4 separate regions of the Homo sapiens genome follow, and regions 1, 3 and 4 are each linked to region 2. Evidence: read pairs that join two places in POLR2A ChIA-PET (ENCODE). Cell type or tissue: MCF 10A. All regions are shown on one strand. Links, peaks and the distances in the headings refer to the core of each region. The heading gives the core; the rest is flanking DNA.

Region 1 (7,669 bases), core at 1,216-6,215, 74 kb after region 2:
CAAACTCCTGGGCTCAAGCAATCCTCCCACCTCGGCCTCCCTAAGTGCTGGGATTGCAGATGTGAACCACCATGCTTGGCCTACGTTGTCATTTATAATGCACATTCCAGCCCTGGCTCTTCACCCCTTCTCTATAAACAGCAAACCACAGCCCTGTTGGAAGTTCTCACGGGAAAGCAGCTAGCGGAGTGTGGGGCCTCAATTGTGTGCCCTTTAAAGAACCTCCACTTATTAACCTCAAACATGAAGTTATTATTGAAAAGGAGAAGACAGACTGCCTGCCTTAACCAAGGGTTGTGTTTGCAGGGTTCCTTTCTGGGAGCTGCAATCAATAACCAAGACCTGGTTCTAGAGGGCAGTAGTGACACACCCATTCCAAATTGCAGACAGTCCAAAATTACCAGACCCAGGGCTCAGCCCTTTCAGAAGGACACAGTGGGCAGCATAGAAATAGAAGATGAGTCGAGCCCACTCTGCCGATTGCAGGTCACGAAATTACCAGATGATGCACTGAAACAGGGCATCAAAACCAGGCGAACAGGGGGAGCTTGGAGTAGGAGACTCACTCTTCACCTGGTCATAGAAGGCGGGGAGTCCCTAGCCTGGTCATGGGGTAATGAAAGCTTGTGCAAGGAACACTGTGTGAAATATTATGCAAAACTCTTCCGCCAAACGAAATGCTGCAAAGGACTTCTCTCCAGACGGAAAATGGAACTAAACCTAGTATCGCTTAGGGTGGAAGTCCAATTCACAAAAACTCCCTTGGTGCTCTTCTGGACACTACAAAATTAGCCCCGCCCACAGGTCCACCCTACAACTGGGTCTGAGTCCAGACTCACAGGCAAGTTCAAGCATGTGGGGCCATCTTTGCCCCACTCAGTGCCCTTTCTGTATACTCAGTGCAAACAAGAGTTTTCGTAAGCAGACCGCCTCCAGAGTTTGAAAACCATTCATCGTCAGATCTTAGGCCAGACTTCCAATTTAGGGCACTTTGCCCTCAGCCTCCGTGTGGTTTCTTTTTTTTTACAGGCCTCAACTGTGAGAAGATCCGTTCTCACCACCCCTCAGTCCCTCTGCGCTTTGCTCTTGTCCTACCAGCACCCTTCCCCTGCCAAAGATGCCCCTCCCCACTTCCTTACTCTCCCCCAGCCTCTGTGCCGGCCCCAGAACATGAGTACATGTGTGAGTGAGCACATGCGTGTGTGCCTGAGTGCACATGCATATGTGTGTGTGTATGTATGTGTGTGTGTGTGTGTGTGTGTGTAGGTATGTGTGTGTGTGTGTGTATGTATGTGTGTGTGAAGCTGCCCCTGAGGTAGAATCTGGTAGATGGGGCAAGAATTCATTTATTCAACTCAATTGATTAGGCACTTACTATGTGGGGAGATACAACAGTAAAAAGACAAAAATCTGGCCGGGTGCAGTGGCTCACACCTGTAATCCCAGCACTCTGGGAGGCCAAGGTGGGTGGATCATGAGGTCCGGAGTTTGAGACCAGCCTGGCCAACATGGTGAAACCCCATCTCTACTAAAAATAAAAAATTAGCCGGGCTTGGTGGCGTACTCCTGTAATCCCAGCTACTCAGGAGGCTCAGGCAGGCAGGAGAATCGCTTGAACCCGGGAGGCGGAGGTTGCAGTGAGTCGAGATCATGCTACTGCACTCCAGCTGGGGTGATAGACAGAGACTCTGTCTCAAAAAAAAAAAAAAAAAAAAAGACAAAAGGCCCTGCCCTCCTAGTGGGTGATGGCCCCTAGGAGCTGTGCGTTGCTAAGCAGGCCAGGGAGACAACTCTAGGATACCAGCAAGGGCCGCCTCCACAAAACCAGAGAGAGGCCAGCTTGTATGCCTCTGGGCGGTGCTGTCACCCCACTCCCATCCCATCCCAGTGAGGTGCTCTCCTTCCCCTCGGCGCTCCTCTGTGGAAGCATTCTTTCTCCCATAGGTATTTGCAGTCTGTGAGGACCAAAGCCTGTGGCAATCTCAACATCACCTGTAGAAAGTTTTTCTTTTAGGGGGAGGTTGTAGCGGGAGGTTGTGGGGGGACAGAGTACATTTTCCAGGCCGTCACAGATCCTGAACTTAGGACTGGCCTCTTTCCTTCAGTAGCCACGTTGGCTCTGTGTCCAGGAGAACAGTCACTGTAGATCCACGGAATGGCTGTCGTGTGTCTCTGTTCACTACCGTGGAACGCAGGGGGTCCCAGGAAGGTGAGAAAGCCAGGGCTGGGTGTTGGGCTGAGCATGGGGGAAGGAAGAGAGCTGGAAATTACTGTCGATCAGGTAGGGCAGTGAAGGAGGCTGGCAAAGTTGGTTAAGGTAGGAGGATGCAGGTACTCAAAGGTCACAGAATCACCGGAAAATGATATTCATTGAGTTCACTTGTCACTGTGTTTGCTCATGGGAGGTAGTAGAGAGAGCACACTGAGATGGCTTCCCATTCAAATCCTCCTCCTGTTCATCTCCAGCTGCGTGTCTCCTGATGAATTATTTAACCTCTCCGGGCCTCCTTTTGCTCATTTGGAAAATACTTTTAATTGATACTTATTTTAGAAGGAGGTTGTAGAGATAATGAATAGGAAGGGCAGGGCACATTGAACAAGTTTCATAAATAATATGCACCATAATCATGGCACTTAATTCTTATAGCAAGTCTTAAAGGTTTATCTCCTAGGAGGAATTTTAGAGATCTTCCAGTTCAGCGGTTTTCGAACTTTGGCCTGCATCAGAACCTCCTAGATAGCACGTGTGTTAAAACACAGATTTCTGGGATCCACTCCCAGAGGCACTGGTTCAGTAGGTCTGGGTTGGGACCAGAGAATGTGCATTTCTAACTAGTTCCAGGGCGATGCTGAGGTCGCTGGTCTGGGGACCACACTTTGAGAACCACTGTGCTAGCCTAAATTCCTCATTTTGCAGAGGACGGTCCTGAGGTTCAATCCTGTTAGCTCCTTCCCCATGGTCAATAGAGTCAGCCTCCCAGATCCAGGTCCAGGCCAAGGTCAGGAGATCCAAGCTGGGAGACAGGAAAACAAAGTACAGCATTCAGGAAATGTGAGGATGCAAAAAGCCACACTCCAGGCAATGAGCCCCAGGGACGGACCCAAGGTTCCAGCGAGAGGAATGATCTTAGCAGACAGCAAACCATTGCTGTGCTCCGGAAGAGAACTGGCCTCAGTGAGGTCCTGAGCCACAACAGTCCACGTGTCTGGCCTCAGGGAGCATGTGTGTGTCAGGGATGGGGGGATAAGGATTGTGTGGGTGACACAGGAGGGTGAGAACCGAGTGTAAGTGCATCTGTGTGTGTGAGTGCTTCTGTGTGTCAGTGTTTTTGGGTGAGGGTGTGTATTAGTACGTGTGTGAATATGTGAGCTTGTGTGAGTGTGTATGTCAGTCTGCTTGGGTATCATCACGATGCGTCACACACAGCGTGGCTTAAACCACAGGAATTTATTAGTTTACAGTCTGGAGGCTGGAAGGCCAAGATCATGGTATTGAAATGGTAAGGATGGTAAGTTATATATGTATATTTTATCTCAACTAAAAAGACGAATAATTTTTTTAAAAGATCATGGTGTTGGCAGGGTTGGTTTTTCCTGAGGCCTCTCTCCTGGGCTTGCAGATGGCTGTCTTTTCCGTGTCCTCACAAGGCCTTCTCTTTGTGCGTGTTCATGTCCTGATCTCCTCTTTGCATAAGGACACTGGTTAGACTGGATTAGGACTCACCCTCAAGATCTCATTTTGATATAATTACCTCTTTAAGAATCTATTTCCAAATAAGGTTGCATTCTGAAGGACTAGGGATTAGGGACTCAGCATATAAATTTGGGAAGGGGATGAGATTCAGCCCATAACAGCACATGTATACATGTGCACATGTGCATGTGTGTGTACGTGTGTACGTGTATGTGCATGTGTGTGATGGGCCCGGGAGCATGAAGAAGGTGCTTTACAGAAGGCCTGGTAATGTTGGGGAATACCTTGGTGACATCTTTCCCAGCAAGAGTTCTGGCAGATAAGAAATCTGACTTTCTTCTAGCCTCATCCTGGGTTTGTGAGTTTATGAAGAAGCTGAAGAGCTCCATCACTTCCCAGCTAAACATAGCTCTTCAGATCTCAGGGTTTAAGATGATTTCCTCCTAAGTCAACGCAGCATTTTGCCTCCATTCAAGCAACCCCTTGCTCCAAGCATCGTGATGTGACAGTGCAGCGTTCACCGGCCCACCCCAGCTGATCTGCCCTATGGCACAAGAATAACAATTGGAAAAACTTGGCTTCCCTCCGAGAGCAATGCCAGCTTTGCCCAGGCCAGCCATCTCTGGCATAACTCTGTTCATTTGAGCTTTCCTCATGTGTGATCATCCTTGTATGACCCCGAGGCCAGAATCCCCACTTATTAAAGCTAGGAAAGACATTTTTGAGGCTCTAGTTAGTTTGTTCTTTCATAGTGAAAGAACCATTTGTGGGCTCAAAGGGGGATGTGGCAATAGGTTATTTCGGGCTTTCGAAAGGCCTGTTTTCCATCTGGAATGGATGTATTACCTAATAGGCCATCCTTTATAGGAACTGAACAAAGACTCGCTGACACAATCTCAACGGTTGGCCGTTCTTGGGACAGCTAGACAATTATTTTGCTTCTGGGTACAACAAGCACAAAAGAAGGGGCCAAGGTACACGCAGACCTTAGTTTGAGTTGGAGAAGGCCTGAGGGATAAACCATCAGGAAAGCTCATGAGTTTTCAGAAGCTTCTGGGGCCATCAGGTTGATACCAGCGTGGATGCACCAGGCTGAGGGCTGATGAACCACAGGGCGGTAAATACAGGGCCCAGCCCAGGGCCTAGGGACAGTTCCCGCCCACTAAATGTTTGTTGATCAAATGACTGATTGGAGGAATGAAAAATATTATTTAAAGGAAGGCAAGTGTGTGAGCCAGGCGGGAAAGAGAGGGCTGGACGTGATGGAGAGAGGTTATAACCAGCTTCCTCTAGAAGGCTCATTGCAGCAACCACATGGCCTTTGAGAAAAGCTTTTCATCAGGAGACGCCTCAGTCTGCCTAAAGTTATGTGTTAAGTGTCCATTGTATGCAAAACAGTGGGAGGCAAATAAAAGAAGTCCTTTAGAAAATTTCCATTTCCTGCTTATATTTCATACAGAAAAACATAATTAAAGCTATAGACATAAGGAAAAAGACTGGAAGAAAAATGGAAAAATAATAGTAATTGTACCGGGGTCGTGGGATGATGGCTAAATTTATTTTCTCTTCCTGAGTTTCTATAATGCTCTTTCTTGGCTTTAACATCAAAATAGGGATTCAAAGAATCATGATTGTCTGCAGTTGTGATCGCTGCAGTCAACTCAGGACAGGGGTGCCTTTCCTGGAACCCATAGCTCAATTCAGAGGGTGGGGGGTTTGGTAACAGTGGAGCAAAGACCCCAGCAAGGCAAACCTGAGCCATTCTTGGGACAGGGTTGGTCTTGATGGGGCCACATCTCCACATGGTATCCCCCACTTAATTTGCTCCAATACCCCCAAAACCCGGCTTCGTTTTTTCGCTCCTCTTTATCCTTTTTCCCTTGCTCATTCATTCATCAAACAACTATCAAGCTCCTTCCTATGAACAATGAGTCCCATCAAGCCCTGGGAATACGTAGAATGAGAATCAGGTCCTGGGCTCACCACTTGCAGAGGAAGCAGATATTTAAACAAATGGAGCCAGGCACGGTGGCTCATGCCTGTAATCCCAGCACTTTGGGAGGCCGAGGTGGGCGGATCACCTGAGGTCAGGAGTTCGAGACCAGCCTGGCCAATATGGTGAGACCCCCCGCCGTCTCTATTAAAAATACAAAAAAGATCTGGGTATGGTGGCGGGCATCTATAATCCCAGCTACTCAGGAGGCTGAGGCAGGAGAATTGTTTGAACCCAGGAGGTGGTGGGTGCAGTGAGCTGAGATCACGCCACTGCACTCCAGCCTGGGCAACAGAGTGAGACTCCATCTCAAAAATAAATAAATAATAAAAAAACAAGTGAAGACAGAACAGGAACAGTGGAAGAGCCAACAGGCTCTCAGTGCCAGGAATCTGAGCATCAAGGAAGGGAGGCTTCCTGAAGGTAGCTGATATGTTTGATGATAGATGGTAGATGATATGTTTGAAGTGAGTCCCAAAGAAAAGGTAGGAACGCAAATAGGAAAAGACTTTCTGCAAAGAAGGAAATCTGTTTGCAAAGGTACAGCTCCAGAAATGCACAGTGGGTCATACACATTGTTTTTAGGAGGAACTGTGAGGTCATCAGTCTGGAGCCAAGGGTGCAAGGTGAGAGGGGAACATGAGTAGGCACAGCCAGGCATTGAAGGGCCTCGTCTACCCTACAAAGGTGTGTGGACTTATCCTACAGACATTGAGTTGCCTGAGTATTAAAGTAGCATGAAGACATGGTACCATTGGTTTTATAGCCAGAGAATTCTGGTAGCCATAAGTAGGGCAGGGAAGTGGGACCAAGGGCCAGAAGCGTGATGATGAAACCGGGTTGGGTGGTGGGGTGGTGAAAGCCTAAGCTACGTACCCAGCAGTGAGTGTCGACATGATACTGCAGTGCTGTGACTTGCAGGTCAGTTGGGAGGAGAATGAGGGTGGGGAAGCCAACGGGTTGATCTCTTCGCTCTGCCAGCACCAAGTTCTGGGTGCTCATCCACTCCCTGACCCACAGCTCTTTGCTGTCTAATGTACCCAGCACCTTGCAGCCACACTAACCTTCCCCAGGCAGTGTCATCTCATCCCTGTTCTCCCCAACCACCTTGTAGAGCATAATTGCATAAAGGTTAAATTCCCCCTTCATTTTTAAAAAATTAAATTATTTATACATTTTTAAAGCTATCTTTTGTTTTAGAGATAGAGGCTCACCCTGTCACCCAGTCTTGAGAGCAGTGGCACGATCACAGCTCACTGCAGCCTCAACCTCCTGGACTCAAGAGATCCTCCACTTCAGCCTCCCAAATAGCTGGGACCACAGGTGTCCACCACCATGCCCGGCTAATTTTTTAAATTTTTTGTAGAGATAGGGTCTTGCTATGTTGCCCAGGTTGGTCTCGAACTCCCAGACTCACATGATCCTCCAGCCTCAGCCCCTCAAAATGCTGGGATTACAGGGGTGAGCAACCACACCTGGCCAAAATCCTCTTTTAATGGCTACATTCCAAGTCCCCTATTCAGCCTTCACGCTCAGTATTTCCTAGTGTGAAATACCTCCACCCAAGACACCCTGTTATGTCCTCACAGAACCTGCCATTTCTGCACTGACACTCTGTCCTCACAGTGTCTCCAAGGGCTGCCCTCCTCTACCTGTGTGAATGAAATACATCCTCCAAGGCTCACCTCCCCTGTGAAACCTCCCCCACCAGGGTTCCTCATAGAAAGCTCTCCCTCTGCTGATTCCTATGGCATTTTTTCCTGACACTCTACCACTCTTGTTTTGCACTGTTACTTACATGTTTTGAACATGTGTCATGGCTCACAGAATAACGTAAGCTCTTTGTGGGAGAGAAGCCATGAGTATCTCTCAGAAGCCAGTATAAAGCTCCCTATATAGTAGGAGTCAGTAGATATTGATTGACTGTCAGTCTGTCTATCGAGAGGCTTATCAACAGTACCTGTCACTCTGCTGTCATCAGT
Region 2 (7,669 bases), core at 914-5,913:
ATGTGTTATTTGGACTTGGGAAGTGCGTTAGAGGAGAATGAGGATGAGCCTTTGTGATTCAGTGTGTGCAGCGCTGATATGATGGTATATGACACCCCAAACAAGGGTGGTTTTGGTGAGACGTCGCACAGTGACTCTCCACAGTAATTTGGAGACGATTTCACAGAGCTCTGTGATTCACTCTGGTCCATGGCAGGATGGCTCCCGCTGTTTCTCAATTTAGAGCCCGTAGAGATAGTTTTGGCTCATCTCTCATTGAGTAATCGTCGAGTATGTAGAAGGCATTTAGCAAATTGGTAATGAGACTCTTCTCCTCTAAGAGCCTGGCCTTTATAAAAGGGAAAAATTGGAGAAACTTAGAGTTGTTGAAAATATGTGAAAAGTAGCCACTCTGAAAAAAGTCAAAAAGGAGGCAGCAATGACAAGAATGATCCAGGATTTTCCTATTGAGTTAGAAAGTGATCCTGTGAAAGGAAATCTCTTTCCAGAGAAGAGGTTGACCAGATGTTAAATAATAAGAATAATCATTTTCTAGCAGATACTGTGGTATGTTATGAGAGACAGTTATTGCCAGTTTTCAATACCACTGAAGAAAGGGTTAAGGACCTGGCTTCAATTTATAGAAAAGAAGTTTGTTTTTGTTTTTTTTTTTTTTTTTTTTTTAAGGCAGAGTCTTGCTCTGTCGCCCAGGCAGGAGTACAATGGCGCAATTTCGGCTCACTGCAACCTCCACCCCCTGGGTTCAAGCAATTCTCCTGCCTCAGCCTCCCGGATTGCCGGAATTACAGGCACATGCTGCCTGGCTAATTTTTGTATTTTTAGTAGAGATGGGGTTTCACCATGTTGGTCAGGCTGGTCTCGAACTCCTAACCTCAGGTGATCTGCCTGCCTCAGCCTCCCAGAGTGCTGGGGTTACAGGCCTGAGCCACCGTGCCTGGTCCTAGAAGAGAAGATTTAAATTATACATTAGGAAGAATTTCCAAACTGCAAAGACCGTGGACTATTAGCTCAGAAATTGCTAGGGTCTTGTCCCTTAAGAAAGGGTGTTGTCTAGTCTGGCGTGTATGTGTAAGCCGGCATGGAGGTGGAGGTTGTGCTAGGGAACCATTCCCTCCATCATCCCAGCAGCCCTGAGGTCCTATTTGTCAATAGCTTTTCAGGTAGGGCTAGAGAGAAGAGCCTGGTCACATAGAAGCTTTTCCAAAACACAGCTTCCCCTTGCGTAAATGTTCCCAGGGAGGAACAGAGCTTGAAGAAGATCCCCTGTGATTTTGCTCTGTCTTCTTGATTGAAAACTGCTGCTCTGTGCTCTCGTGCTTTGGCAATGCAGTCTAAGTCACTGAGCCCTGCAATATGTACAATGTTTCCAGACATCTGTGCTGGGAGTGTCCTCTGAGAGTTGCAGCACAGAGGCAGTGGACACAGGAAGCCCCTTTTTTCTCCCATGTTGCAGCGGCAGCTGATGGATGGAGCTGTGAAGTCCAAACGTGCTGGGTGCACTCCTCCCCCACAGCCTCCCCAGCTCCAGCTTGCATAACAGCCTGCTTTGGGAGGGGCTTTGTTCCAGAACCTTCTGGCAGTGCCTGGTTCAGTCCTGAGACCTTGTGTCTTAAACACGTCACAGAACACGCACATATCAGTATAATCTCTAAAAGTTGAAGAGCATTTGGTTTGGGTATTTGCCTGGGTACAGGACAAACTATGAGGCTGATGTGATCAAGAATGCTTGTCTTGTGCAATGTTGACCAATAGGCCAGTAGGACATTTGTCTCACCAATAAAGGCCTGGCTAGACTGGACATTGAAGGTGGACATAGGAGGCTTTGACTCCCACATGTCAACGATTCATATGAAAGCGCTGGGGAAGAGATTTATGAGGGGGAGAAGAGCTGTGTGGTCTCGGCCATTATGAGAAACATGTCTTATTTGTTTTAGGTCTAAAACATGTCTAAATTTGTTTTAGGCTAGGGGCTGTGGCTCACGCCTGTAATCCCAGCACTTTGGGAGGCCCTCCTCATGCACATCTCAGGGTTTTAGAAATGCCAGAAGTAGCTGTCTACACTCTGAGTATGAGGTTGACGTGGGAAGGACCTTGTGTAACTGTTCATTTCAACCCATCAGTGGCCACATAACCAGGGGGAATGACAGGTTAGCTCAGTTTCTTGCCTGGGCCCACCAGCCTTACACAAGTGGTAGCCACAGCCTGGCCCCCAAAGCCTGGCGGCCATCTGAGGGGCGTGTTCCCAGAGTTAGCCAAATTCATCACCATGGCTGGGGTGTTGGATGAATCTCTAGTTAGTATAATCATAGCTGGGTGTCTGGAACATTGTTGGGTGCTTCTCTGACCTCCATCCATTTTCCGTAATCTGCAGAAGAACCCTCAAGATGAGTAGTAGTATACTTATTTACCAAAGGGAGAACTGAGGCTGAGTAGTTGGATAACTTGCCCAAGACCACACAAGTTAATAGCTAAAGGAAGCAGGATTTGAACCTAGCTATGTCCAACTCCAAAGCCTATGTTTGTTTGCTCCACGTTACCCCATGATGGTGGCTGTAGTATTGTCATATAAAAGGACATCACTCTCTTTGTTCATTTACAATCTCATGAGTGAATGACTTCCCTTTTAGTCCATTAAGCCCTAGATAATATTCAAAAATTCACAATTAAGCTGTAAATTGTTCAATTTTCCTTTGTAACAGTAACAGAGAAAGTAATATTTTCGAATAATAGCATATTTAAATATACTCTCAAGTTTAGGATTTGAAAGTATATTTAATATTCAGAGACTCTCAGTATTCAGAGTCCAGAGATGTGTCTCTGTGTCCTTGTAACATGTATTTGGCAATCTAATGGGAAAGACTCGTGTTCAGGGGCCCCAGGCTCAGAAATTAACTCTAGGAGAGGTGGGGGAAGCACACGTTTCCTTAGGAGAAAGGCATGGGGATCACTCTCTCCAGTTATGCACAGACAAAAATTGTATTTAACACTACTTTTGATACATAGAAAATTTATTTTAGGCTAGGGGCGGTGGCTCACGCCTGTAATCCCAGCACTTTGGGAGGCCAAGGCGGGTGGATCACGAGGTCAGGAGTTTGAGACCAGCCTGGCCAACATGCTGAAACCTCATCTCTACTAAAAATACAAAAATTGGCCAGGCGTGGTGGCACACACGTGTAATCCCAGCTACTGGGGAGGCTGAGGCAGGAGAATCACTTGAACCCTGGAGGCAGAGGTTGCAGTGAACCGAGATTGCACCATTGCACTCCAGCTCTGGGCGACAGAGCAAGACTCCATCTCGGAAAAAAAAAAAGAAAATTTTGTTTTAAAATTGATCTATTCTTAGGTGACAATGCTATTTTATTATAGTCAGTAATGTTTGAAGAGCTTTAAAAAAAAGCCTGCAGTAAAAAAAAATTTTTGCTGCAGATATTGATGAATGTTCAGAACAACCCTCAGTGTGTGGGAGCCACACAATCTGCAATAATCACCCAGGAACCTTCCGCTGCGAGTGTGTGGAGGGCTACCAGTTTTCAGATGAGGGAACGTGTGTGGGTAAGTTCTCCAGGTAACTTTTCGAAACAGTATTCACATGGTGTGCATTAGCTCTTATGCAAAAGTTCTGGTCCCAGGTAAAATGAGTCTGGTCAAGTTGGAAGGTGCTGGGAAGAGCAATTTATAAAGATGAATCAGACTTAGCCTCTGCCCTCCAACTATCTGGAGAGTCACAAGTGTAATGAGTAAGCAACATTATTGCCTACACTAGTAATACCATCGCCTCACCTGTTGCCAGCTTTTGCATTACATTTGCCTCTTATAAACTTCTTTTAATCATTTTCATTATGCTTTTAATAACTATAAGCTATTAGACATGTTTCTTCCAGTAATTAGTAGCCTTGGGGTTCACATTGAGGGAGCACCTTATAGGTACTTTTGGATCATTACCTATCTTAGATTGAATTCTACTTTAGTTACACCTAAAATTCCAACTGGGGTCATTCTATTTATGGATTTTAATTTTACCAACCACGAGCAGCAGCATAATTTCTTAGCCTTATAGAAGTAAGTTGCGGCTATTAATTAGGTTAATTATGCTCTTGCTGAATGATGATTTGGGTGATGATGAGGATGGGTCAGCCACGAACAGCCAGATTGTTTAAATTCTTCCTCTTTTTCCTCCTGCTGCACTTTGACCTGGTCGTTCAAGATTCTTGTTCCCAGGTCTGGAGGGTGCCATGTCAAATGCGCATCTGAACTCAACATGTCTTCCCAATTTAAAACAGATTCCTCTTGTACCATGTCAGCAAACCATCTTCTTGCCTCTTCCTCACTGTTCGCTAAACCCTAGAATGTTTTCTTTTTGCTCTGTCTCAAAGCTTGGGTAAGCCTGCCAAGGTCGTGGGGTGAGGTGGTGTCTTGAGGGTGGGAGGGAACAGGCAGTTCTCATATTTTGAGTGTGACCCAAACATCTGTGAGCTCAGGGAGGCCAGTCCCCTCTGCACAGTTGAGATTTTCACTCTGCTGAAGTTACTTCTTTTTTTTTTTTCCTCAGTAGGGAACATCAGTTTCTGTGTATTTGACCTGATTTCTTTCTCTGCTTTTTGAGGCTAAGCAGATTCAAACGTTTAATTTTAATGGCCATACCATTTACATTACACTTCGGCTCAAGCTTGGGCAGTGGATACTTTATCCCTTGGGTGCTGATGTGCACAGTAACTGAGATCCATCCTGGGACACCTGTGTGGAGCATGGTGACCTGGGTTTCTGGATCCAGTCATTCCTGATGTCCACACTCACTGAAGGGGCAGGCTGGGATGCAAGACAGGTGCTGGGCAAATGTCTGCTTCAGACATTTACTTTTGAGGAAGACAACCTCTCTGGGGCTCAGTTCCTCGTCTGTAAAATGAAGTGATTAGACCGGATCATTGGTTTCCTGTGACCCATGGAGCTCTTGGAGGTGCCTCAGGAGCTGTCAAGGAGGACACAGGCCAGCTGTGGGCAGGCTCTTGTCCTCTCCCCTGAGCTCTAGCCTCCCTTTTTTTTTTTTTTTTTTTTGAGACAGGGTTTTGCTATTGTCACCCAGGCTGGAGTGCAATGGCGCGATCTTGGCTCACTGCAACCTCTGCCTCCTGGGTTCAAGAGATTCTCCTGCCTCAGTCTCCCAAGTAGCTGGAATTACAGGCATGCACCACCACTCCCAGCTAAGTTTTGTATTTTTAGTAGAGACGGGGTTTCACCATGTTGGCCAGGCTGGTCTTGAACTCCTGGCCTCAGGTGATTTGCCTGCCTTGGCCTCCCAAAATGCTGGGATTACAGGTGTAAGCCACCACGCCCGGCCTACATATTTGAGGGAGAACATCTTCACCCCTTTTAATTGGCTCCTTTGAGACTCACTGCGCAGAGAGAAGGCTCACTGTAGAACCAAGTCTGCCTACACGCATTCAAAGAAATAACTCTGGCTTGTCACTGAGTAATTGAGTGGTCATTCCATCTCTCTTGGAATTCCTTGTTGAAACAGTGTTCTAGGTCGGAAGCCTGCACTGGGAAGGTTACCCTGCAGGTCAGAATGGGGCAAGGTGAAGAAATAAATGGGGCAAGGTGTGCTCTGCCAACTGTGAGGGGCTGGGGGCTCAGGCAGGGCCTGTGGACTGACCAGGAGGAATTCTCTTTTCATGAGGATTGGTATCCATTATCGGGGAAGGGATGTTTGTGGACTTCCATCTTTGGCATTTTCTGTAAACTCATAACTCTCTTTTCCACTGGGAACCAACTTTTGCAGTTAATTGAAATGTGCAAAACATGTTTTTGTGAAGGAAAGGTGGGCCTCAGCTTGCCCATAAGTCAGCTTGATGTGAAGATGTAGATACCCCTCTGAATGGACATAGCCCTGTGACACTGGGCTGGCATATGGAGTGTGGTGAACTTGAGGTCCTACTTCTCCTCCCCTAGGCATCTTGGTGCAGGGCATGATGGCATGCATCAGCTCTTCTCTTGAGGGAAGAACAGGGCCCAGGCTTAGGCAAAAAGCTGTAGCAGTTAACTTCCAGTATGCCAAGCACAGAGAGGCCAGTAGATGGGACTGTGATTCTCTTAAGGGTCCTGATGATAGAACTCATGGAAGGAGGGCTGAGGAGGAGGTGAGTGTCACAGAGGCTAGCTGATAATGCCCCATCTTGTGCTGTTGCCTCAAGATGGAAGGCAAAGGTTGAGGTCTACAGGGTGATTTTCAGCTGGTTCAGTTACTCTGGGGTTCCTAAGGCACCATTGCATTTTGCTTCTGATTTTCTAAAAGAACTCAGAGCCAGGACAGAGTCCCATCCTCACAATGTCAGAACACAAATCATTCCCTCCCATCAGGCTTTGTGTAGTTGGATTATCCCAGATGAAGGAGGACTCATGTTTTTCCTCCATGAGTCTTCTTAAGATTGATTTCAGTTTGTCCTACCTTAAGTGCAGACAGACAGAGAAAGAGAGAGAGAGAGTTGAGGGGGTGGGGGGAAGAACATAAGGCAATTTATCTAAGGCCATGTGGTTGACCCATGGTACCTGGTATATACCAAGGCTGCCTACTCCAAAGGCTCACAGTCTTCCAACCATAGCTGTCTCCCTGCCTTAGAAACATTTATTTGTCCTTCCTTGGTGGCAAGTGGGTGACTGACTTGGGCATTTGTAGTGAATGTTCCACCTGTACAGGGTGGGCCAAGGCTGAAGACACCACATGGAAGTCTCAGCTCCTTTCCTCCAAGCAGTCTCAACAGAGTTGCCATCAGAAGTGTGGCATCTGCAGATGTCCCACCCCCATATCCAGATGAAGGGAAAGTTGGGTCCTGGGGACCTGTGATGGGGATCTAGTTTGGAGAGTGGCCTGAGACAGACCCCCAGAGTGAAACTGAGGTCAAGCCAGGTGGAATGACAAACCACGGTGTCAGTCAGCCAAGACCCATCAGAGGCAGAACCCAGGTGGGAGGAAACGGTGAAAGCAGTAGTACCAGCCCAGTGAGGAGTGGGGTGCAGGTGAAGCTGTGGACATGCCTAGAGGTCTAGGGTCCAGGCATGGTCTCTCTTTATAGAGCTGGGAGGGGCATGTGGCCTGCTCAGGGGACTTTCTTCCTAAGACTGTGCATCAACCTTTTGTTCTGAAGCTGTCGTGGACCAGCGCCCCATCAACTACTGTGAAACTGGCCTTCATAACTGCGACATACCCCAGCGGGCCCAGTGTATCTACACAGGAGGCTCCTCCTACACCTGTTCCTGCTTGCCAGGCTTTTCTGGGGATGGCCAAGCCTGCCAAGGTGTGTGGTTGCTCTGATCTTCCCCTGTGTGTAACCTGAGAAAGTTTCCTAGGTGGTACCTGTCATGTGCCAATCACCAACTCACTCCCAAATAGAAGAAAGAATTCTTCTGTCATCTCCACAGAGTAAATGTGTTGCTTTTTATATCTCTCTAGTAGTTTGAACTATGCATTTTCTTTTGGGGGCTATTCTCATTGATGACTGTTTTGTTCTAGGTGACTAGTTCATTCAGGTGACAATTAGACACCTGCTCTCTGCTAGGAACCAGGGATATTTTCTGTCTTTCACAAAGAGACAAACTGTCCTTTTACATGGAGGACATGCATGGAGATTAAAGTCTATCCTTTTATTTAATAAGATGTATTAACATGTAGCCATTC
Region 3 (7,669 bases), core at 986-5,985, 500 kb before region 2:
TTTTATTTTATGTTACTTCACCCATCATAAGACTATAAACTCCATGAGGGCAAGGAGTTTTGATTGTTCTTGTTTCGAGGAAGCTTATACTCTAGTTGAGGACACATACAGTGATGTGTTTTAGAGAAGATTAAATTGGGAGCACCTGAGTGGCAACCTTAGTTGGGTGACAAGGAAAGTCTCTCAGAGGAGTCAAAGTTTAAGCTGCTGGTGAGTGAAAGAAAGGAAACAGCCATATGAAGATGGTGGGGAAGAGCATTCCAGCCTTAGCGAGCAGCTGCTGCAAAGTCCCTGAGGGTCTTGAGAATGCATTAAATGTGTTCAGGAAACAAAGGCCACCAACCAGTATGGCTGAAGCATGAGGGAAGAATGATATGACATCATGAGATTGGATGGCACCACCTAGGAGAGTAGTGGGAGAAAATCACCTCGGACAGCCCTGGGGAGATAAGACAACGCCAATAAATGAGACTGAGAAGGGACAACCAGGGGAATTTGCTGAGAGTGGTGTCACAGATGCCAAAGAAAGAGAAACAGCCTGTGTGCCAAGTGTGCTGAGAGGCCAAGGAGGACGGAAGTAAGCAATGGGCTTAGGAACATGGATGTCATTGCTGACTCTGACTCTGAAGTGTGTTGAGAAATGGGAGGTGAAGAACTGGTGGAAACCATGACTATAAAGATTTCAGAAAGGTTTGCTGTGAGGAGGAATGGAGAAGCAGCATTATAGCTGAGGAAGGAGTGGAGCAAAGGGCAGATTCAGGTTTTCTCCTGTTGTTTTTTTTTTTTTTTTAAAGAGAAGATACTACATTGGTGACTTTTAGACTTCTTTTTTTTCAAGTGACCTGCCATAAGAATTACATTTCCATTGAGACTTACTACACACATACTTAAAATTACGAAAACAAAAATTTTGACCAGGCACGTTGGCTCACTCCTGTAATCCCAGCACTTTGGGAAGCCGAGGCAGGTGGATCACTTGAGGTCAGGAGTTTGAGACCAGCCTGGCCAATATGGTGAAACCCTGTTTCTACTAAAAATACAATAATTAGCTGGGCCTTGTGGCGCATGCCTGTAATTTCAGCTACTCGGGAGGCTGAGGCATGAGAATCGCTTGAACCCAGAAGGCCGAGGTTGCAGTGAGCTGAGATTGTACCACTGTACTCCAGCCTGGGCAACAGAGTGAAACTGTGTCTAAAAAAAAAAAAAAAAAAAAAAAAAAATTGTACAAAACAATACTCCTGTTATGTGTAAAACAATCTACTTTTTCATTTTAAAAAAATGCTGCTTATAGTCCACTAAAATGTTTGCAAGCCCCACTAATGGGCTGTGAGCTGAAGTTTGAAGAACACTGGGTAGTATGTTGGTGTTAGCTCATACTGGCTTGTGACAGCCATTTTTGTACATAACTTCCATGTTGATACCTTGAAGTTATCCAGGGCAACTGCTAGAACTTAGGAACTTTTTCCCCCAAAGAACAAGATCTTAAACATTTACCAGCACGCTACTGACTTTACTCATGTGAATGATCCGTGGAGAGGAGAAACTGATCATGCAGGAGAGGGGATGGTGTTCCCAATAAAAGTTGCGAAAACCAGTTTCAGAACAATAGATATTGCCAATTATTTGCCACAACTGCCTGAGAGTTATGCAGATAAAAGGATCACTTCTGGTAGGATCAATTTCTTTTTCATCTATATTGTCCTCTTTCCTTGCCCAAGAAGCCACATTTATATGGTATAATATAGCCACACATTTAGAAATAGTCTTTTTTTTTTTTTGAGACAGAGTCTCACTCTATTACCCAGGCTGGAGTGTTGTGGTACAATAATGGCTCACTGCAGCAGTGACCTCCTGGGCTCAAGTGATCCTCCCACCTCAGCCTCCCAAGTAGCTGGGACTACAAGTGCACACCACCATGCCTGACTAATTTTTTTTTTTTTTTGGTAGTGATGGGGTCCCACTGTGTTGCCCAGGCTGGTCTTGAACTCCTGGGCTCAAGCAGTCCTCCTGCCTCAACCTCCTGAAGTGCTAGGATTACAGGCATGAGCCACCATACCCAGGCAAAATTAAGTCTTACAAGCAAAATGTTAAATTATATATATAGAGCCCACATTTTTTAAAAAACTAGTAAAAAAATCATGATTTTAGACATGAATTGTAAGCTCTTGCTACTTAGCAGGGTTAACTGATTAAACAGAAATAGATGCCATATTCTATCGATGTGAACCGTATTGTTTCAAGCTAAGGAATACTCTGGCAGTGATTTTGCTTATTGTTTTGTTGCTGTGTCACTTTTGTTAACATGATTGTAAAATTTTTGGACCCCCTCTCCAACCATCCATGAAATAGCGGTGCTAAGTGCTGGGAAAATGTGCTCCAACTCAATAATTTTGGAATACAAGTTAGATATGATAAAAGAGTATCAAGAACTTTAAAGAACTGCCTTGGTATGCTGTGAATTTAGAAACCAGAACTCCGTCACAGAACCTGTGACAATAATGATAAAAAAAAATATGTGAAAGCAAAAATTTGCCACAATGGATTATACATTTGTGAGCGCCGAGAACACATACCCTGCTATTCTCATGAGAAAATTAATCAAAATATGTAGGTTTTAAATTATGCAACATCTTCAGGAATGCATTCTTTACAAAACCACAATACTCACATCCTTATACATACATCTGCTTCCCCAGGAAGTGTCATGGACGGTGTCTTCTACCTCTTCCGATTATCTTCCCCAATCTAAAGGAATTCATTTCTCCTTTGAATCCTCTTGCTTTGACCTAATCTCCCCTACACCCCAATACTAGCCCCATCCATGAGCACCAAACTCTTTTTTTTCACCCTCCAGACCCCCTATGATCTGATTCACCAGGCTTACCTCCGAAGTTCTACAGGATCATGTCCCAAATCCAGTCTTTTCAGGTGGGAGAAACAAGCTTCTAGAACTATGGTTTTGTCATAAAATAAAAGAATCTTAGTGACGAGAGGGATCTTAGGAGGAGTATAAATTAATTCATCTCAATAGCTCAAAGGATGAGATAGCCTATTTTGTGAAATACATTTTTTGAATGGCTTACAGACTATGATGTTAGTACTAAAAAATGCTGAATTATTTGATATGAGGAAAATGTATCTGAAATTATGTAAAATGTAAAGACAAAATGATACTAAAAATGTATAAATAGTATACATGGGCCGGGCGCGGTGGCTTATGCCTGTAATCCCAGCACTTTGGGAGGCCGAGGCAGATGGATCACGAGGTCAGGAGTTCGAGACCAGCCTGGACAACATAGTGAAACCCTGTCTCTACTAAAAATACAAAAATTAGCCAGGAGCGGTGGCAGGCGCCTGTAGTCCCAGCTACTTTGGAGGCTGAGACAGGAGAATCGCTTGAACCTGGGAGGCGGAGATTGCAGTGAGCTGAGACTGCGCCACTGCCCTCCAGCCTAGGTGACAGAGCAAGCTCTGTAAAAAAAAAAAAAAAAAAAAAAAAAAAAAAACAGTAAAAAAAGTGCATATGTATATGCTGTATATATCCAGTAACAGTCAGACAGTAATTTACATACACATATTTAGCAAAGTGCAAAAGAATGATGTTTAATGTAGTGTTCATTGTTATCTTTTCTCTTGCAAAATTACTGAGATTCATTAAAAGGCTTCCCTCAGCAAGGCAGTCTCAATATTTAACCAACCCTTCCAGCGCATAGCTGATCTCTTCCAGCTTGTGTTTACACAGTTCATTGTAAAGCAACAAGTAAAACCTCAGGAATTTCTATGGCACGTTAGAGCAAGCAAAAAAATTGAGGTGATTTTTTTAAATTAAAAAAAAGCTGTTGAATCCAACCAAGTACTCTTCCAAAAATATTTTATCTGGGAGTATTTTAAAACATACACAAGAGGACCTCCTCTTTCGGCTTTGGAGCCCCCTCCCTCTGTCTCTGTACGGGGGAGCGTCTTCCTTCAGCCTTCTCTTTTCTTTCTTGCCTATTAGACTCTCTGCTCCTTAAAACCAAAACCAAAAACAAACAAAAAAACACACAAAAGTAGAGAGATGGTGTGATAAATACCTGTGCTTTCATCGCCCAGCTCCAGCAATTATCGACGTGGCCAATCTTGTTTCACCTACACCTCACCCACTTCCTCCCCACCACTGGTTCATTTTGAAGCAAATCTCAGACTTCATTTAATCTGTAAAAGCTTCAAAACTAATTGTTAGATTTAAAGGTTTAATAAGGTCCGGCTGGGCTTAATTTTTTGGCCAGAAGACTTTACAGGTGATATGTAGCTCCAATTGCAACTCATCAGGAGACAGAAAATATCTGGTTGTTTTTCTTTTTATGACATCAAAACCAGTTAGTGGTTTCAGATGTTGTTAGCCTGATCCATCTGTTACGAAGTTCCCATCAGTGTTTGATCAGATGATTTTAGCATCTAGCTATTGATGGTCATTGCCTAGATACGTTATTTCATTAGGAATTGAAAATGGTGATATTTCAATTCTATCATTTCTCCTGCATTTATTAGTAAGAATTCTTTTTCTCCTTTCTCTTTCTTTTTCTTTCTTTTTTCTTTCTTTCTTTCCTTCTTTCTTTCTTTTTCTCTTTCTTTCTCTTTCCTTTCTCTTTCTTCCTTTCTTCCTTTCTTTCCTTTCTCTCTCTCTCTCTCTTTCTTTGACAGGGTCTCACTCTGTCACCCAGGCTGGAGTGCAGTGGTGCGATCTTGGCTCACTGCAACCTGTGCCTCCCAGGCTCAAGCGATCCTCCCACCTCAGCCTCTCGAGTAGCTGGGACTACAGGTGCATGCCACCATGCCCGGCTAATTTTTGTATTTTTGTTAGAGATGGGGTTTTGTCATGTTACCCACGCTGGTCCTGAACTCCAGAGCTCAAGCCATCTGCCTTCCTCAGCCTCCCAGGGTGCTGGGATTACAGGCCTGAGCCATTGCGCCTGACCTAAGAATTATTTTATTAGGAAATAGTGCTTGATAAATAATGCTTCTTTTTGTATATTTGCCACAGTGTATCTTTAGATAGATTCCTAGAAGCTGCATTTTTTGTGTCAAAGGTTAAATGCCATGTAATTTTGCTAGATATGAGTCCAAGCACTTCTTGAGAATTCATTTAAATTCTGTCTCTGCTCTACCATAGGGGAAGGTCCGGGCTGTTCTGATGGGAAAGAGGTATTGGAGGTGAGGCCCAAGAGGCTGTAGTGGGAAACCTCGCACCTGAAATGACAGGAGAATCCAAATTCAGGGAGCGTGTGGGATCAGGAGCCACATGAAAAACCAAAGGCCAGGAGCCAGGAAGGAAATCTGGGGAATTTCAAATAGGGCCAAGAGCAGATATGGAAGCTTCCATCCAGGAACATAAATGTGGGAAAAATGAATACAAAAACAGGCTTGGAACAAATTGGGGAGGGTCCAAGGTCATTACCCCAAACAGCAGCTGCTCTTTTACAACTATTTTTCTTGGCTGGCTGGAACATAAGACAAAGGCACAGGGCTGTTTGCACATGTTTCTGTCACGCCGAGGGCAGCTAACTGAAGGAGGATGTGGTAGCTGAAACCTAGTCTGTACTTTAGCCACTGCCCCTCCACCCCCAAAAGGATAGGAGTGAAGGGATGAAGACCACCTTTTTCTAATTTGCACAAAGATGCATTTGGCCTAACAAAATGGGCAAGAATTATCCCAAATCTCCTTCCACTTTTGCAGTTATATTCATATCTTTCTTCATAATTTAGCTATACCATGGCACTTTTAAACTCGATCTGTAGTAGGAAGGTGAGGCTAAATGTTATGGTCCTTTGCATTTTGATCCGTAAGCAAACAGTTGTTGTTTATTTTAGAAAAATGGTTTCCAGGTGTAACTGCCAACTGCTGAAAACTTAGGGTTATGTGAGGTGAGGCATGTTGATGCTTTAGTTTATTTGGAGATGGGGGAAGCAGGAAAAACAGCAAACCATTGCAGTATCTGGAATTGATATGGATCTTTGTGTTTAAGACAGGGAACTGAAGCCTGGCTGTACCATACATACTTTAAACATTTATGCTTATGTAACTGCTAATCGAATTTTGAAAAACTATATAACTTTTCACACTTTTTACAAGGATGTTTAGGTTTAATGAGTTGAAAAGATATACATTCTAGAATATTGTAAATATGACATTTTAAATAAAAATTGTTACACCACTCTTTTAAATGTATTAAATGGGGCCGGATGCAGTGGCTCACACCTGTAATCCCAGCACTGTGGGAGGCTGAGGCAGGGAGATTGCTTGAGGCCAGGAGTTTGAAACCAGCCTGGACAACATAGTGAGATCCCACCTCTACAGAAAATTTTAAAATTAATGTATTAAATGAAATATTAGCACCAAAGTGATTTGATATTCACCATCATCCAATGGAAAAAAAGAAAAACACTGCCAAGCTTTTCTTTAAAAGAAAACCCCAAGGACAACCAGCAGAAGGATTTTACATCTTCATTTTACATTGCTCCTTTCTCTCTTGAAAATGTATTTCCATCCCATTCCCGCAAATAATTTTATCTAGTGTAATATATTTTTAACGCTTAAAAGCCTTTCGTTGATCATTCATTATGTCTCTGCAACAAAAATATTAATATAAATTAATAATTCTGTGGTCTTCAATTCCTACAGTCTTAAGGCTCTAAATGTTCAAGATTCTTTCAATTTAGTTATTTTTACAAGTCTTTTTATTGTTACCATGATCCATACACAATCAAAATAAATAAATTTTATCATTTTGTAAATCATTGTTAAACAAAATTTTATTGGAAAGTATCATTTTAATGAGAGAGGGTATTTCAGAGCCTTTGTTAAAGAAGGCTCTGCAGGCATCAGCTTGAATTTCCTTTACTTGGGAAGGTGGGTTTTTTATATGTCTCAGGGCACTGCATAATATTAAAATAAAGGATGGGCCGGTGCAGTGGCTCACACCTGTAATCCCAGCAATTTGGGAAGTCGAGGTGGAAAAGCGCTTGAGCCCAGGAGTTCGAGACCAGCCTGGGCAATACAGTGAGACCACCATCTCTACGAAAAATAAAATAACTAACTGGGTGTGGTGACACACGCCTCTAGTCCCAGCCATTCAGGAAGCTGAGGTGGAAGAATCACTTGAGCCGGGAGGCTGCAGTGAGCTGTCATCAGCCACCGAACTTCAGCCTGGGCGACAGAGTGAGATGCTGTCTCAAAAAATATGTATATACTATATATATATACACACACACATGCAAACACATATATATACACACACACATCTTATATATATACATCACATATACGTATTTGCGTACATATACACATATATAGACACACCCATATATACATATATAGACACACATATATGATGTATATATGTACACACACACGTGTATATATACACATATACACACATATACACATACACACATGTATATACACACTATATATGTTTACATAGCATATATGTATATATCATATATGCATACATATATATGATGTGTGTGCATGCATATGTAGGGTATGTATATATAGAATATGTATGGGGATATATATATATGATGGGGGGTGAAAGATTTTGGTAAAGCAGGAGAAGGGCAATTATGAAATGAGAAATAGAAAAAGAGCCAGCTTAATGCCTTAATTGCAGGGACTTTCTGTCTCAGA
Region 4 (7,669 bases), core at 1,006-6,005, 85 kb after region 2:
AGTCTCCTTTAATCTGGAATAGCTCCTCAGCCTTGCTTTGTCCTTCGCGCTGAGCCATTTTTGAAGAATGCAGAGTGTGTAGATGCCCCTCATCTGGGCATGTCTGATTTTGCTCCTTGTGATCCCGTTCAGATTATGCACTTCTACAGAAGGCTACACAAGTCCTGTCTTCCTCAGCGCATCCTGCTGAGAGGCGCATGATGTTCGTTTCCATCTGTGGGGAGATACTTTGACACTATAAACATCCTGTACCTCACACACCTGCACCCAGCAGCTTCTAGACAGATCGGTAAGCTGTGCACTCCATGGCACCGGTGCTGGGCACCTGGAGTTTGGCCGCCCGGGCCCTCAGCCCCGAGCCCTCCCGCCCTTCCTGTGCTTCCTCCCATTTTGCTACACTCCTCCCTGCCTTTCAGGACGGGGCCTCCTTCTCATGCCCCTTCCCCACCAATCGCAGGGACTCCGTAAATTGACATTTGAATGTCAGATTGAAATTAATAAAAAATGCGTGACCTAAGGTCTGCATATCTTTTCAGGGTAAGTGCTTCAGCAAAAGTTTTTTGGACAAGGATTTTGTTTATAGTTCACAAGGGTCGGGCCTCAAAGGACATAAATATTCTATCTGCCTAAGGGCAATTCAGACTGAAAAAAAACAAAACAAAACCCTGAAATGGTGTGGAGGAGGGAGGGAGAAAAGAGAATTAAATATGCATATACCTCGCAAGCCCGCCACCCTCCTCCATATGGTGTCTATGTAGCAGGCGGTAAAAGACCACCCTGTTAGAGAAAGCGATAACGTAGAATGTGGTGGACAGATACTCAGGCACTTATTCTATATTGACCAAGAACCTATCATGGGCTGGTACTGCTCCTACTCTAAGAGCTGTGGTGATCTCAGTGAATTAAACAAACTCCTTGTTCACATAGAACATATATTTTAGTGAGTACTAACAGACAATGAACAAATATCATCCCCACACCCCCCCCACACACACACACAGACACCCATCAGGGAGCAGTAAGTGAAGGGGTATAGGAAGACAAGCAGGCAGGGAATACTTTGCACAGTCAGACGTAATAAACTAGGCTGGGTTCGGTGGCTCATGCCTGGAATCCCAGCAGTTTGGGAGGCTGAAGGGGAGGACTACTTGAGGCCAGGAATTTGAGACCAGCCCTGGGCAACATATCGAGACTCCATCTTTACAAAAAATAAAAAAACTAGCTGGGCATGGTGGTGCACACCTGCAGTCCCAGCTACTTGGTGGAGGCTAATGAGGGAGGGTTGTTGAGCCCAGGAAGTCTAGGCTGCAGTGAGCCATGGTGGCACCACTGCACTCCAGCCTGGGTGACAGAGTGAGACCCTGTCTCAAAAAAAAAAAAAAAAAAAGTCATAAACTAGATTTACAAACAGTATATGAATAGACTTTAAAAATATAGTCAATTGACCATTGATTAGCATTTATGATGCAAAGACAGAACAACTTTGTACAGAACTATATTCCTGGGTGGGGATTTCTGGTTGTAGCAGGATATTAAGCAAATAATAGAGAACCTTTTCACGCCACCTCTGGCTGAGCCACCCCACTCTGTTGAATGTATTAGAACTACCTTGATTTAAAAAAAAAAAATATATATATATATATATATACCCATTTCCAACTAACATACTGTTTCCTGAAAATAAAGCTCTACTCCACACACACACACACACACACACACACACACACACACACACACACACACAAAAGAAGAAGATGGCTTCTGGGAAAAGATGTTTTCTCCAGCAAGCTAAAAATTGGAATGACCAAAGAAAGCACCTTTCCAGCCTAACAGAGACCATTAGTGAGGCAGGCAAGAATCCAAAGTTGGAATCTACATCCATTGAATCTAAGGTCTCCTGTCTTTCTCAGTGTCCTTCAAATGACTTTCAAAATAAAGTCTTATTTTGGCAAAGGCAAAAAAAATACATAGTCAATTGAAAGAAGGGCATAGAATAAAATTAATGGCATCATATTACTTATGAAACTTAAAAACACGTATGCAAAATGCTGCTATACATAGTTCAGGTAAACACATGTCTAAGGACATGTATATCAACAAGTTAGCATGTAAACCTAACGGAAGTGAGAATGGAAGTTCGAAAGGGGAACGGGGAAAAAATAATGAATAAAACAAAAGAGGAGCTTTGTCTGCATGGATGATAGGGGGCCAGGAATTGAAGTGTAGGATTATTTAAGTGAAAGTAAAAAGAAAGATCCAAGAAACAATGGGGAAGGAAGGAGATTTTGCTGCCAAGAATGAGGAAATGAATCTACTTTTCCTTCCTCCCTGCATTTGGGACTAGGTCTGCCAGTGAGCCTCCAAGCTTCTCCCTCTGCCCCATGAGGCTGTCTCAGGGCAGCACAGCCTGCAAATCTGCCACTGCCAGGGGGCAGCAGGGGCAAGCATGGTGGCAAGAGGCAGTGGGCAGGCGTGAGGCAGCCTCTACCAGCCTGTGGCCACCTTCACTGGATCACACAGCTCTGGTTCCCAGTTCAGCTCCATTATCTACTGTATATGTGACCTTTGGGCAAGTTGCTTTATTCTCTGAAGCTGTTTCCCCATCTGTGAAATGCGACTAATAATATCATAACAGTAAGCCCTTCGCAGAGTGGTTGTAAGGATTCTGTGGGCCAGCGCATGTAAAGCCTCCATTGCAAGGCTGGAACTAGAGCCCATTCTTGGAAATTCTTAGTTATTAACATTCTTCTCTTTTTTGCTTTCCTGAAATGACTGCCAAACTCAACTTAGTCCCAGCACATCATTCTGCATGTTCAGAACATGCCTAAGCAAACTACAGGCAGGCTACTGGCAACCTCTGCCAAAGGATACCTGTGGCTTTCACTTTTTTTTTTTTTCTTTTTTCGAGATGGAGTCTGGCTCTGTCACCCAGGCTGGAATGCAGTGGTGCGATCTCACCTCACTGCAAACTCCGTCTCCCAAGTTCAAGCGATTCTCCTCCCTCAGCTCCCCAAGTAGCTGGTATTACAGGCCCCCACCATCACACTGGCTAATTTTTGAATTTTTAGTAGAGATGGGGTTTCACCATGTTGACCAGGCTGGTCTCGAACTCCTGACCTCAAGTGAGCCGCCCGCCTTGGCCTCCCAAAGTGCTGGGATTACAGGCATGAGCCACCGCACCTGGCCGGCTTTCACTTTTTAAACACACCACACCTGACTCTTCCTGATCAGCCCCCAGGATCAGGGGTTACAGAATGCTCTAGTACAAACCTCACCTGATCATGTTTCCATGCAAGAACAAGAGGAAACCCAACGCTATTCTGTGGATCTCTTCTCTGCAAAGCTATTGAAATGCTGGCGTTTATTTTTCAATGTGCTGTGCTCAGGACAGCTTCTTTTTTCTACACATTTGACATAGAATCACATAAGGAACGGAGTCAAAACCCCAGGGAGAAAGGGTGTGTGCTCACTCGTGTGTGTGTGATTGTGTGTACATGTGTGTGTTGCAGGTGATCTTATTCTAGGTGGTTGCTGAGTTTCCATCTCCAGATTTTCATGGCACCTTTAGCTCAACTCAGCCCAGGCCGAGTAGGTTTGCCAATGTCTGTGCCTGATGTTGGCAGGATGGCTTTGGCAGGAATTGTGAGCACAGTTTTGAAACCTGTACTTATCAGATGGCACCGGATTGCAGTGTGGCAATAATTACAGGACAATTCAGAGTTTTGCCGGGACAAAGGGTGGAGCAACTCTTTGCGGTTGAGATTGCAGAGCAGCCAAAACTGCCCCACCTGCGGTGTGGTGGGGAATGAGGGAAGGACGGGCCCCCAGGAAGAGCAGGGCGCACAGCTGCAAGTGTCTACACTTGAATGCCTACCTCAAAAGCACAAGCAAACAAGGGTAACCCCTGGGGCTGTCCCCACGGAGATCTGCATAGGATGCTAAATTGTGAACCCCTTGCAATTAGGGACCATGCCTAATTCATCTTGTTCTCCCAGAAACTGGTAGTAGGGCCTGCCCAGAGTAGCTGTTCAATAAGTATTCATAAAATAAAATAAAAGCTTTCACATCTTTTTGCAATGCAGCCAGCTAAAATGAACACCAGATCTTAAGCACTCTTAAATGCCACCTTATTGGTTTCTTGTTTTGTGTGTGTGTATGTGTGTGTGTGTGTGTGTGTGTGTTTTAGACAAGAGTCTCACTCTGCTGCCCAGGCTGGAGTGCAGTGGTGCGATCTCAGCTCACTGCAACCTCCACCTCCCGGGTTCACGCCATTCTCCTGCCTCTGCCTCCTGAGTAGCTGGGACTACAGGCACCCACCACCACGCCCGGCTAATTTTTGTATTTTTAGTAGAGACAAGGTTTCACCATGTTGGCCAGGCTGGTCTGGAACTCCTAATCTCAGGTGATCCACCAAATGCTGGGATTACAGGCATGAGCCACTGCACCAGCCCCTTATTGGCTTCTGATCTCTTTCTTTTTTTTCCTTCCCTTTAGGATTGTAAACTGCAGTTTCCTCCCAGATGCTATTTACACACACGTTTTGCCAGCTTAGTACTGTGTCCCTGTTCGCATCGGTGTAGCACTCACACACCTGCAAAGTGCCTCTAACGATTCATTCTTCATCTCAGTCTTCAAAGCAAGGTCGTTGGGGCATCTCTAGTCTCCACTGCAGGCTGCAGGTGGGAGTTAGAGAGAGTGTGAGAAAGTTCAGTTGTCCAGGGAGAAGAGCGAAGGGACCCATCTCTCTCTTGCCACCTGGGGTTCAGTCTTTCTTCACCCGCTAAGTCAAACTCCCTGAAGCTTAACAAAACAAGAGTGATTTCTTCTGCTCTCTTTCGCATCTGGTCTTCTAGATCATTTTGTTCTTCCAAGTAGCTCCTGACAAGCTGCAATTCATTTTAGGCAGATACAAGTTGCATGAGCCCGAGGTGCTGAGTCTTGCGTCCCTGGCAAACTTTTCAAACTGAGTTTGACGTTGACGCCTTTCTTTAGAATGAGCACTTGTGTTTGCCACCTGAATCAAACATTATTATGAACATGTATTTACACACAGAATATTAATCTTAAAAATTCCTCCCAATGTTTTATCCAGTTTGGAGCCAAAGAAGTTCATTCTCTGTGTGTGTTTATTTCTCTCTCTTGATAAACCGCATTTATCAGAGGAAGTTTGTCTTTTTAGTCGTTGTCGTGCAAAAAATAGTAACCGAGTGACTATTCCTCTTATAAACTAAAAAAAAAAAAAATCCAAACACCTCCCCACCCGCCCCAACAAATGACTGAACGGACTGTCCTCTTGGTCAAGGGGATCCAAGCAAACCTGAAAAACTAGCTCAGGCCATGTGGGAAGGGAGGGTTGGACGTGCCCCATTTACCCTCCTCCCTTTGGAGTTTAGGCACAGCTGACCAGCATTAACATGCCATTAACGCTCTTAAGACTGATAAAACAGACTCTTTGTAACAATAAGATACCAAATTCCAACCTGACTCTGGTATAACATCACATGACAGATAGCAGGCCTTGAAGGAAATTGGTTTACACCCCCCACAAAAAACAAAAACAAAAAAAAACAACAACAACTATATATATGTGTGTGTGTGTGTGTGTGTGTGTGTGTGTGTGTGTGTGTTCTTTTTTTAGCAACCTTGGGCAAATTACGTAGCCCATGTCGCCCTGATGACCTCTGTAGAATCGTTGCGAGGATTAAATGACTCCATTTATGTAAAGCTCACAGAATAATGCCAGGGACTATGGTAATCACTCAGAAAAAAAAAATGCAAGCTGGTGGGGCATAGTGGCTCACGCCTGTAATCCCAGCTCTTTGGGAGGCCAAGGCAGGCGGATCACGAGGTCAAGAGATCGAGACCATCCTGGCCAACATGGTGAAATCCCATCTCTAATAAAAATAAAAAAATTAGCTGGGCATGGTGGCGTGCGTGCTCCTGTAGTCCAAGCTACTCGGGAGGCTGAGACAGGAGAATGGCTTGAACCTGGGAGGTGGAGGTTGCAGTGAGCCGAGATTATGCCATTGTGCTCCAGCCTGGGTGACAGAGCAAGACTCCGTCTCAAAAAAAAAAAAAAAAAAAGCAAGCTAATATCACTTGAAAGATGGAGATGATAATGCCTACCTGATAGGAAAGTCGTGAGGAAGATTAACATTTAAACATCCAGCACATACTAGGTCTAACTCAGTAATGCTTCCATCCTTCCACTCTTGTGACTTGGATATACCTGGAACATTGACTTATCAGGAGTATCTACAGAAGTGGATAATGTGGGTGAGGGTTAGAGCAAATGAAAGGTGTTGTCACTCATAGAAGCTATGGTCCCAGGTGCTCTCAGCCCCTCATTCTCTCTGGCTTCTCCTGGCAGTTTGCCTCCTGTCCTTGCTGTTCAGTGGAGCAGGCTCGTCTGGGGTGCAGGACTATATTCTCTCTTTGATGAACCTCTCTCTGTAGGGTGGCTTTATCAAGAAGTCCTAGCCTGGACCCCGAGTCCCTAGGATAGTCCAGCTTCATCTGGAAGTACTTTCCATCCTCCAGAGCAGAGGTCAGCAAAATTCTCCTTACAGGGCCACATATTAAATATATTTGGCTTTGCAGGCCCTACGGTCTCTGCCGCTATTACTCATCTCTGGCATTCTAGCTCTAAAGCAGCTGTAGACGATCCCTAAATGAACAGGCATGGCTGTGTTCCAGCAAAAGTGTATGTAGTGGCACTGAAATTTCAATTTCATTTCAGTTTTGTGTGTCATGATATAGTATGCTTCCCTTGATTTTTTTCAAACAATTGAAAACATAAAAACCATTCTCAGCTTAAAGGCCACACTAAAACAGGTGTGGAACTAAATTTGGCCAATGGGCCACAGTTTGCTAACCCCTTCAGATCCTCTCTTTCAGTGTAGAGGATTTCTCTTAAAAATGCATTCATTGTTTATTTTTTATTCTCATTCGATGTCAAATGTAACACTAGCTGTATAGGCTAATCATGTTATATTCCCAGTGACAACTTCTCCTTGAGTAGACATGATTTTGGCTGTGACATGTGTATGTCTGTGAACTATGGTACAGACTCATGTGATAATGGACTTTAGCAACTTTGAGCTTTTTATTCTCTTTTTAAGGAATCCTTCCTAACTCATTTTATGAAGCCAATATCACCCTGATACCAAAACCAGGAAAGGACATAAGAAAAAAACAAAACTACAGACCAATATCACTGATAAATATAGATGCAAAAATCTTCAATGATATACTAGCTAACCAAATCCAACAGCACATCAAAAAAGATAATCCACCATGATCTAGTGGGTTTCATCCCATGGATGTAGGGATGGCTTAACATAGGCAAGTCAAAAAATGTGATACACCACATAAACAGAATTGAAAACAAAAACCATATGATTATCTCAATAGATGCATTTGATGAAATTAAGCATCCCTTTATGATAAAAATCCTCATCAAACTAGGCACAGAAGGGACTTACCTCAAAATAATAAAAGCCACATATGACAAACCCACAGCCAACAGCATACTGAATGGGGAAAAGTTGAAAGCATTTCCCTTGAGAACTGGAACAAGATAAGGATGCCCACTTTCACCACTTCTATTCAGCGTGGCACTGGAAGCCTTAGCCAGAGCAACCAGGCAAGAGAAGGAAATAAAGGACAT

What was found. ChIA-PET counts read pairs that join two places held together with the same protein. Peaks named below come from ENCODE experiments on the same cell type or tissue, not always from the same donor. Only the 100,000 strongest peaks of a DNase experiment are listed, where the experiment ranks them.
Region 1: POLR2A ChIA-PET joins it to region 2 with 5 read pairs; 5 of 35 experiments call an interaction of 5 or more read pairs at or near these places.
Region 3: POLR2A ChIA-PET joins it to region 2 with 7 read pairs; 2 of 35 experiments call an interaction of 5 or more read pairs at or near these places.
Region 4: POLR2A ChIA-PET joins it to region 2 with 6 read pairs; 2 of 35 experiments call an interaction of 5 or more read pairs at or near these places.

What each region holds. Positions count from the first base shown.
Region 1 is chr1:235,939,398-235,947,066 of GRCh38, reverse strand. All of the region lies in intron 2 of LINC02768 (long intergenic non-protein coding RNA 2768), which reads left to right. All of the region lies in intron 2 of LOC105373215 (a long non-coding RNA gene), which reads right to left. Among named protein-coding and RNA genes, the nearest start is that of LINC02768, 29 kb to the left of the region's middle. RefSeq lists a silencer at 360-429. In MCF 10A, for the core only: no CTCF peak of the experiment used is centred there; DNase peaks (open chromatin) are centred at 3,416 and 4,516.
Region 2 is chr1:236,013,031-236,020,699 of GRCh38, reverse strand. It overlaps NID1 (nidogen 1), which reads left to right. Exons shown (of 20, transcript NM_002508.3): 10 at 3,427-3,552; 11 at 7,140-7,289. Among named protein-coding and RNA genes, the nearest start is that of LINC02768, 44 kb to the right of the region's middle. In MCF 10A, for the core only: no CTCF peak of the experiment used is centred there; a DNase peak (open chromatin) is centred at 3,699.
Region 3 is chr1:236,513,500-236,521,168 of GRCh38, reverse strand. It overlaps a transcript of LGALS8 not described here. Among named protein-coding and RNA genes, the nearest start is that of LGALS8, 6.6 kb to the left of the region's middle. RefSeq lists a silencer at 4,690-4,868. In MCF 10A, for the core only: no CTCF peak of the experiment used is centred there; a DNase peak (open chromatin) is centred at 3,708.
Region 4 is chr1:235,928,405-235,936,073 of GRCh38, reverse strand. The region is part of intron 2 of LINC02768 (long intergenic non-protein coding RNA 2768); the gene reads left to right. All of the region lies in intron 2 of LOC105373215 (a long non-coding RNA gene), which reads right to left. Among named protein-coding and RNA genes, the nearest start is that of LINC02768, 40 kb to the left of the region's middle. In MCF 10A, for the core only: no CTCF peak of the experiment used is centred there; DNase peaks (open chromatin) are centred at 2,823 and 3,703.